2 separate regions of the Homo sapiens genome follow, and region 2 is linked to region 1. Evidence: chromatin contacts called from ENCODE Hi-C or POLR2A ChIA-PET data. All regions are on one chromosome and are shown on one strand. The core of a region is the stretch at or near the end of the contact, and the rest is flanking DNA. Distances in the headings are between cores, read along the strand shown. Region 1 has its middle 14 kb from the start of LTC4S. Region 2 overlaps SQSTM1 (sequestosome 1).

Region 1 (4,988 bases), core at 934-3,433:
GTGTCTTTTCTAGTGATTAGTCATGATCAGCTTTTCATTATCTTTCTCCGAGGTATCACCTATAACCCCCGCAACATCTCTCTCAAGGTCACAGTCACTCCTCCACTTACACTTCCCAAAGGCCTAGGGTACTCTATTCCCTTCCCCAGTGTCCTGCCCTGGTGCCACCACAGCGAACGTTTAACAGTTCCTCTTTACAGCTGTCCCACTTGCCACAGGTGATGGGGTCATCATGGCCAGCAGTCAGCAGCGAGCCAGCTTACAGTCGGCTTCCTGGGACCACTCCCCGCACCAAGTCTCTCGAGCCAGGTGCCCCAAAGGCAGATTTCAAAGGGCATCAGCACCACTCATAAGGGAGCAAGGGCTACTGGATTGGGCAGGCGAGAGGTGGAACTGAGATGCAGACGCAGCAGAGGCCTCAAGACGACAGCACCGGTGCAGTGGAGCCAGGATGGCTCTTTGGAGATGTCCCAAATTGAGGCAAGGGTGTTGGGGTCTCCATACTCCCATATCGACAAGTCTCCAGACATGGGCTGCCCCTGGAAGAGGGCATAACCTTGGGCAGCTCCCCTCCACTGAACACAATTCCCAGGAAGAGTCAGCTATGAGCTGGCAGCAGCTCTGAACAATGAGTGTCCAACACTCCTGGAAATGGGTCTCAGTCCTGACAGGTATCTGGAGTGTATCACAGCCTCTGTAACTGTCCGCTCAGTCTGGTCCAATCTCCCCGCTTTGGGACAGCCACAGAGAGGTCCCATACATGGTTAGCAGTGGCACACTCAGGCTTAGACTCGCCCTGTTCTCCTGCTCTAGTGTTCCTATAATGCCATAGGTTTACTAAGAAGTGGACCCAGGGGAGGGGAATCCAGGATCAACTGGATAGAGTAGGTTAAATGCAAGGAATGACAGACAGCTGCAAAGTTTAAGGAACATGCCTGTTACTGCACAAGCAAGAATCAAAAAGAAGCCACAGATTTATCTTTTTATGTTTTAAGGGACAGGGTTGGCTGGGTGTGGTGGCTCATGCCTGTAATCTTAACACTTTGGGAGGCTGAGGCAGGAGGCTCGCGTGAGCCCAGGAGTTTTGAGACCAGCCTGGGCAACATACTAAGACCCTGTCTCTACAAATTTTTTTTAAAAAAATTAGCTTGGCATGGTGGTACACGCCTGTAGCCCCAGCTACTCGGGAGGCTGATGTGGGAGGAGTGCTTGAGCCCAGGAGGTGCAGGCTGCAGTGAGCTATGATCATGCTACTGCATTCCAGCCTGAGCAATTCATAGTGAGACCATCTCAAAAAAAAAAAGAGACAGTCTTGCTATGTTGCCTAGGCTGGAGTGCAGTGGCTACTCACAGGTAAAATCATAGCTCACTGCAGCCCCAAACTCCTGGCCTCAAGCGATCATCTCTCTTCAGTCTCCTGCGTACCTGAGACTACAAGCAAAGGCCACCATGCCCGGCAAGATTTAATTTTTCTCATTTTTCAGGCAGTATCTCACTCTGTCACCCAGGCTGGAACACAGTGGTACCATCATGGCTTACTGCCGCCTCGCCCTCCCAGTCTCAAGCAAGCCTCCCACCTCAGCCTCCCTAGTAGCTGGGACTACAGGAGTGTGTCACCACGCTCGGCTAACTTTTTGTAGAGATGGGGTCTCACCATGTTGCCCAGGCTGGTCTCAAACTACTGGACTCAAGCGATACTCCTGCCTTGGCCTTCCAAAGTGCTGGGATTATAGGCATGAGCCACCGCACCCTGCCAAGATTTAAATTTTTTATTACTTGGGGGCTAGGACCTCCTTAGGCCTCTAGCTCTAGAGAGCTCGGACGGCAGTATCTATAGCTCTTGAAGATTCTGCATGTGGTTGGACTCTGTCTTGCGTTATATAAAATCATCTGTTATTACAAGTATAGAACCAGCCTAAAACTTTAAAATTCATGAGAAATGTTATCAGTAGTAATAAATCCAGAAGTAGTGAGCAAGCAGTTGTCTCTGCTACATAAAATGTAGTTAGATCTTAATAAGGATGCAAAATTCCAGTTTTTCGTCCTCAGTCTTGAAAAGTTCTGCTTTCCAGGCACAAAGAAAAGTGGAGGCCTCCACACTGATCCCACATAGCAATCTAACACGGCCTGCTGCTTCTCACCACAGCCCATGTGGTCAGGGCTTGCTTAAGGTCGCCCGCAGTGTGGAAATCCTCAGAGTAAGTCCGTTCTGCAGCCCTGCCTCCAGCAGGCAGCTGGCTGCATTTGTTTGTTTTTGCAGCAGATGGCATCTAGTTCTTCCTAATGTACGTGACCCTTCCCAGAAGACTGACAGGGTGGTGGATCCCTGAATTCTCCCCTTGTGGCGCTGGTTTCTGCTTTGGGTGGGAGTCTGAAGTTATCTTTCCCAACGTCCATGAAATGGTTTTCATGCACTAGCTAAACTCTGCAGCTCAGCTTACTGTAAGCGTGCGAAGAGCAAATTATCCATGAAGCATAAGTAAAGCCAATCTGAAGAGTGGCCAGGACATTAACTGCTTGAACGCAAAAGGGGAAGAAAAGTCCAGTCAAGACATTTGCCACCACTCGCCATTTCCTGTGCTGGCCAGGGCAGTGCCTGGAACACTGAAGTTCAGCCACTAGCTTTGGACCAAGTTCGCAGGTAGCTAACATCTTGCATCTTTCAACAGCTTTAGAGCCACATTGCCAGCTCCAGGCATCAGCTGGCTGGCCTGCAGGGAGCATTACTGATAATGCCACCAACCATGGTGTGCCATCCAACTCCAGGGGCAAGCAAGAGACCCTGGAGCTTGTCCTTGACTTACCTTGGGCATCTTCTGGGGCTGGACAGGGGAGGCGGGCAAGTCTTGTCCAGGCTGGCAGAGGTTTCAGAACAGCACAGGCCTGCACTGCAGGCTGGTTGCAGCTCACAGGCACCTGGAGGATGGCAAGAGCCACCATCCTACTAAATGCAGTGGCATATTGCTTGCTTTCAAATTTGTGGGTTTTTGTTGTTGCTGTTGTTGTTGTTTTGAGACAGAGTTTAGCTTTGTCGCCCAGGCTGGAATGCAGTGGCACGATCCTGGCACTGCAATCTCTGCCTCTTAGGTTCAAGCCATTCTCCTGCCTCAGTCTCCCAAGTAGCTGGGACTACCGGCACGTGCCACCAGGCCCAGCTAATTTTTGTATTTTTAGTAGAGACAGGGTTTTGCCATGTTGGCCAGGCTGGTCTCGGAACTCTTGACCTCAGGTGATCTGTCTGCCCAGGCAGACAGATCCCTCCCAAAGTGCTGGGATTACAAGCGTGAGCCACTGTGCCCGGCCTGCTTTTAAATTTAACATGTGCAGGCATCTGTTAACTTGCTCCTAAGCACTCCTCCCTCTTCCTGTTAACAGCACTGTTTTTTGAGACAGGGTTTCTGCTGCCCAGGCTGCAGTGCAGTGGCATGATCTTGGCTCACTGCAGCCTCAACCTCCTGGGTTGAAGTGATCCTCCCACCTTATTCTCCTGAGTAGCTGGGACCACAGGTGTGTGCTACCATGCCTAATTTTTTTTTTTTTTTTTTTTACAGAGACAGGGTCTCTCTATGTTGCCCAGGCTGGTCTCAGTGATCCTCCCACCTTGGCCTCCCAAAGTGCTGTGATTAGGCCTACGTTGTGTGTCACTTTCTTAAGAGACCTACGTTGCTACCGTGTCTACAGTAGTCTGTGGCTCACCCCAGCCTCTGCAGCCCCACTGCCCTCTCTCATTACCTGGCTTTAGTTTCTCCCTAACACTTACCTCACCTGTGTAAGAACTCCTTCCCATGAGACTGTGAGCTCTGCGGTACAGGGACCTTACCTTCCTGTACTGCCGCAATTTCTATCATATTCCCTGCCTCTAGGGCAATGCCTGGCCACAGCAGGTGCTCCCTAAACATTTGCCAAGTGAACTGTCCCTTACCGAGTCCTCCTCCATCACCCCCAAGCCTGGCTGGTGACCTGGAGAGACTCGGGGTAGTGGCAGGCTGCAGGGATCTGGAACTGCCTGGGCCTTGCCACTACTGAGGCCTGGCCATCCGATGTCTCCTTTGATTCTGAAAGTTACTGGGAACCTTAAAAATGGGCTGTAGGGAAATAATTTATAGGATTATATTAGCCAGATTTCTTTTCTATTGGCTTGCAAGTTAAGAGCCCCAACAAAACCATTATTCCAAATGACTGTCCAAAACCTTCATAAATATTTCAAATGGCTGCATCCTATCTCATGGAGTGGAAGCACCAGTTTGCTTAACCAATCCCCTAGGGCAGCAGTTTAGCATCTCATTTTCTGCGACTGTAAACAGCCATACTAAGAACACCACTGTGCTGTACCTTTTTCTATACCCAGAATCATTTTCAAGGATCGCTTCTCAGAATTGCAACTGTCCAGGCAGACACAGCACGAACATTTTAAGGAGCTTGATAACTTCTACAAAATTTCTTCCCACGAACAATCATACGGCAGCCAGCCTCCCATCCTGCAGCCAGCGCTGGGTGCCGCTCAGCACTGTGCATCTCACAGGTAGGGCCACTCACTTCTGTTCTCGTTTGTGTTTTTAGATCACTGCAGATAACGTGCATTCTTAGCCAAGAATTCACAGGGAGTCTCCGGAGTTTTCCTCCTTTACTGCGCCTTCTATGGCAAGGCCACGAACACTGTTTCCTGTGTGTCACAGATGTCTTCCCCTTTTTATTAGCATAATCTAGCTTTTTGAGTCTATCATGGCATGGTTCCTCCCTGTGGTCCCCTGAAGGCCATTCTTCTCTGCCCTTTGAGGAACTCCAGCCTCTCCCAGGCTGCCCTGCTCCCTGCTCCCAGCAAAGCAAAGCAGGGAGAGTTCTGAGGTGAGCGGCCCCATTCACCCTTTCAGTCCAGGCTCCATCATCTGGTCCCCTTTCACAGTGTGACATGCCAGAGCACATCATTCTTACAATTAAAAAAAGGGAAAACCAAGCTCTATGCTGAAAAGCAACTAAATAGTACATGG
Region 2 (4,353 bases), core at 1,854-4,353, 54 kb before region 1:
ATGTGTGATCTGGGACTGGCAGGTTATTAATCGAGATACACTTGTTAGGAGGGACAGGGTTCCCCTAAGGCACTTTTAAAGATACTCTGTAAGAACCATTAACAATAAACTTACTGTCAATCATTTCTCTCTATGCAAACGTCATTGGTTAAAGTGCTGATGCCATTTAATTAGATTGTTTACAAATTTAACAGGATGGCTACAAAGAGATCTTATTTTAAAAGCAGCTGATGGTTTGGAAATGAGAGAACTACAGTGGTGAAGAGACCAGGAGGCAGCTCTCAGTGAAACCAACATTGCGGATGCCCTTCGTGAGCCTTCTCAGTCCCAGCAGGAAGCCCACAACACTGGCCTCCCCAGCCTGCCTGCTGACAACACCTAGGCTTACTTTATCTAAAATCAGAGTGTACCAGGTCTGTAGCAGAAAATAATCAACTAAATGTCAGGGACCTATGAGTCATTTAAAACAAAAGAGAAAGTGAAAGCCATTAGGCAAGCTATGTGCTGGGCTGCTAACGTAGCCCCTGCAGGGAGGGGTCAGGAGCGCGCTGCAGTGAGCCTTGGGTCTCGCAGGCCCAGCCCTGCTGCAAGGAGCCAGGGCACCCAGGAAACATCAGCACACACACACACAGGGACCCTCCCTTCATGTCACTTGTTTTGCTGCCCTAAATGGCTTCTTGCACCCTAACCCCTGATCCTGGAAGAAGGCAGAGAAACTGGCCCGTACAGAGACCTGCAATTCTACGCAAGCTTAACACAACTATGAGACAGAAGAGGGGCACGCAGAAGAGGTGGGCAAAAGTGGTCACAACGGCGGGGGATGCTTTGAATACTGGATGGTGTCCAGAGCCGCTCCGATGTCATAGTTCTTGGTCTGCAGGAGCCTGGTGAGCCAGCCGCCTTCATCAGAGAAGCCCATGGACAGCATCTGGGAGAGGGACTCAATCAGCCGCGGGTCAGCCTCTGCCGAAACAGTAAGGAAGCCATGAGGAGTGGTGCTGAGCCCTGTGAGTGACCCGAAACACATACCCTGCTGCCTTGGCCAGCCAGGACCAGGGTCTGCCAGTGTCCGAGCCTGCCCAGAGCTCTCGTCCTCACAGGCCACAGTGGACCTGCTTTCCCTGTAAAGGGCCAAGCAGTCTTTTTCACACTGCTCAACTCTGCCACTGCGACACCAGGCAGCCAGGTGGTGTGTAAGCAGAACCATCAATGGACACTGAAATAGGCATTTCACCTGTCACATCTTTTGATTTTAAAATGTAAGAACAGGCCAGTTAGCCAATTATTACACTCCTCCATGCAAGAGATGATGGGGCATTGAAATAGATTGAAGATGGAGAGAGATGAATGGATACAAGATACATTTTGGAGGTAGAATGAACAGGACTTGGAAATGTATGTGGAGAAGGCAAAGGAGTTAAAGATGATATCTGGAGCAGCACAACTCACAATTGCAAAGATGTGGAACCAACCTAACTGCCCATCAAGCAATGAGTGGATAAAGAAAATGTGGTATATATACACCATGGAATACTACTCAGCCACAAAAAGGAACGAAATAATACCTTTTGCAGCAACTTGGACGGAGCTGGAGGCCATTATCCTAAGTAAAGTAATTCAGGAATGGATACCAAATATCATATGTTCTCACTTATGAGTAGATGCTAAGCTATGATGATGCAAAGACATAAGAATGATATAGCTTTCCCTCTCCCTCTTTCTCCACGGTCTCCCTCTGATGCCGAGCCAAAGCTGGACTGTACTGCTGCCATCTCGGCTCACTGCAACCTCCCTGCCTGATTCTCTTGCCTCAGCCTGCCGAGTGCCTGCGATTGCAGGTGCGCGCCGCCACGACTGACTGGTTTTCGTGTTTTTTTGGTGGAGACGGGGTTTCGCTGTGTTGGCCGGGCTGGTCTCCAGCTCCTAACCACGAGTGATCCGCCAGCCTCGGCCTCCCGAGGTGCCGGGATTGCAGACGGAGTCTGGTTCACTCAGTGCTCAATGGTGCCCAGGCTGGAGTGCAGTGGCGTGATCTCGGCTCGCTACAACCTCCACCTCCCAGCTGCCTGCCTTAGCCTCCCAAAGTGCCGAGATTGCAGCCTCTGCCCGGCCGCCACCCCGTCTGGGAAGTGAGGAGCGTCTCTGCCTGGCCGCCCATCGTCTGGAATGTGAGGAGCCCCTCTGCCTGGCTGCCCAGTCTGGAAAGTGAGGAGCGTCTCTGCCCGGCCACCCATCGTCTGAGATGTGGGGAGCGCCTCTGCCCCGCCGCCCTGTCTGGGATGTGAGGAGCGCCTCTGCCTGGCCGCGACCCCATCCGGGAGGTGAGGAGCGTCTCTGCCCGGCCGCCCCGTCTGAGAAGTGAGGAGACCCTCCGCCCGGCAGCCACCCCGTCCGGGATGTGAGGGGCGCCTCTGCCCGGCCGCCCCTACTGGGAAGTGAGGAGCCCCTCTGCCCGGCCACCACCCCGTCTGGGAGGTGTACCCAACAGCTCATTGAGAACGGGCCATGATGACAATGGCGGCTTTGTGGAATAGAAAGCGGGGAAAGGTGGGGAAAAGATTGAGAAATCGGATGGTTGCCGTGTCTGTGTGGAAAGAAGTAGACATGGGAGACTTTTCATTTTGTTCTGTACTAAGAAAAATTCTTATCCTGTTGATCTGTGACCTTACCCCCAACCCCGTGCTCTCTGAAACATGTGCTGTGTCCACTCAGGGTTAAATGGATTAAGGGCGGTGCAAGATGTGCTTTGTTAAACAGATGCTTGAAGGCAGCATGCTCCTTAAGAGTCATCACCACTCCCTAATCTCAAGTACCCAGGGACACAAACGCTGCGGAAGGCCGCAGGGTCCTCTGCCTAGGAAAACCAGAGACCTTTGTTCACTTGTTTATCTGCTGACCTTCCCTCCACTATTGTCCTATGACCCTGCCAAATCCCCCTCTGCGAGAAACACCCAAGAATGATCAATAAAAATAAATAAATAAATAAACAAAAATAAGAACTACTCTTGGCCCATAGGCCATAGCTCGCCATCCCCTGCCCTAAGGCAGAGAAGACACACAGCGGCGGCCCACAGCAGGTTGTGCACACGGACCTTGGTTTACACACGGCTGCCATGTGACAATGAGGAGTTTCTGTCAGCTGTCCCCACCCCCCACCCCCCCACTGCTGCCTGCCACACCATCCACTTCAACGGTGGCTTCTGCCTGGCTCCTACAGGGATCTTGGCTATGACCCCCCCCCCTCTCAGACCAGCACTCCCTGAGGCGGCACTTGAGTGTGAGTAGTAGGGACACACCCAGTGCTGCCCCCTCTCTGTGTCACACCTGCCTTAATTCCTGGTCTGCATGTTAAGTTTTAGAAACTCCTACAATTAATATTCCTGGCTCTGGAGTTTGCCTAAAGAAAAACATTTTCAGAACTGCATTAGCAGAGCTTACTCGCTATTGCTCAGGGTACACATAATAGGACAAAACCAACTCCTAACCTCCCACACCTACAGACAGCCCTGCAGTGGAGAACATCTCATCCTTCTGTTTGTGTCGCTGAAATCAGAGGAGGGCAGGATGCTCTAAAGGGAAAGGTAGGAATATGTACAAAACCTCTTGGTTCACTTGCCTGGCGGGAGATGTGGGTACAAGGCAGCTTCCTTCAGCCCTGTGGGTCCCTCCTGGGAGGGGTCCAGAGAGCTTGGCCCTTCGGATTCTGGCATCTGTAGGGACTGGAGTTCACCTGTAGACGGGTCCACTTCTTTTGAAGACAGATGGGTCCAGTCATCATCTCCTCCTGAACAGTTATCCGACTCCATCTGTTCCTGGAACAAAACTCACCATGAGCACACAGGAGACACGCGCAACAGGCCAAGCCTGACCATGGCCCTGGCTCCTGGCAGACAGTCGGGGAGCACGCATGCACACGTGCAGTTAAGGCTGCAGGGGTCTAGGGGGAACAGTGGCCACTCACAAAGACCAAGTAACTACAAAGTTCTAGCAGGTTCCCAGCGTGACTTTAATGGCACAGACATCACTGCAGCAGCAGCAGCTCCCTCGGGTTTGTAAGTGGGGCTGCAGAGGTGCTGAGGATGAGGCGGAGGTGCAGGCCACAGATCACTAGGCTGGCCGTGGTCCCAGGTGGCGGGAGGGGCACAGGCTTGCCTCAGGGCGCCCCTCGGACTCCAAGGCGATCTTCCTCATCTGCTCCGCCAGAGACTGCGTGGCGCCCTCAACATTCCCACCCGGCTTGCTGGGGTCAGAGCAGCAGCTGCTTGGCTGTGAGCTGCTCTTCTCCTCTGTGCTGGAACTCTCTGGAGAGACGGGGGTCAGGCGGCTTCTTTTCCCTCCGTGCTCCACATCGAT

What was found. A loop is a pair of places that touch in the nucleus more often than their neighbours do. ChIA-PET counts read pairs that join two places held with the same protein, here RNA polymerase II (POLR2A). Pooled maps may share reads with other maps.
Region 2: a pooled map shows a loop between it and region 1 (7-fold over the local background). The contact joins two enhancer-like sites. A Hi-C loop is called at or near these places in 1 of 168 maps with a recorded cell type or tissue (PC-9), 4 of 37 single-sample maps with no recorded cell type and 9 of 50 pooled maps. POLR2A ChIA-PET finds 5 or more read pairs at or near these places in 23 of 52 experiments (AG04450, B cell, CD4-positive, alpha-beta T cell and 19 more).

What each region holds. Positions count from the first base shown.
Region 1 is chr5:179,777,751-179,782,738 of GRCh38, reverse strand. No RefSeq gene overlaps it. Among named protein-coding and RNA genes, the nearest start is that of LTC4S, 14 kb to the left of the region's middle. Within about 2 kb of position 2,183, at least 2 of the 41 ENCODE cell types and tissues checked have a DNase peak (open chromatin) inside an H3K27ac peak, as active enhancers do.
Region 2 is chr5:179,833,046-179,837,398 of GRCh38, reverse strand. It overlaps SQSTM1 (sequestosome 1), which reads right to left. Exons shown (of 8, transcript NM_003900.5): 6 at 4,153-4,353; 7 at 3,617-3,812; 8 at 1-963. The coding sequence ends at 806. MRNIP (MRN complex interacting protein) reads left to right here. Exons shown (of 7, transcript NM_016175.4): 7 at 1-123. The coding sequence ends at 8. Among named protein-coding and RNA genes, the nearest start is that of SQSTM1, 14 kb to the right of the region's middle. RefSeq lists enhancers at 405-554, 336-630. Within about 2 kb of position 3,103, at least 2 of the 41 ENCODE cell types and tissues checked have a DNase peak (open chromatin) inside an H3K27ac peak, as active enhancers do.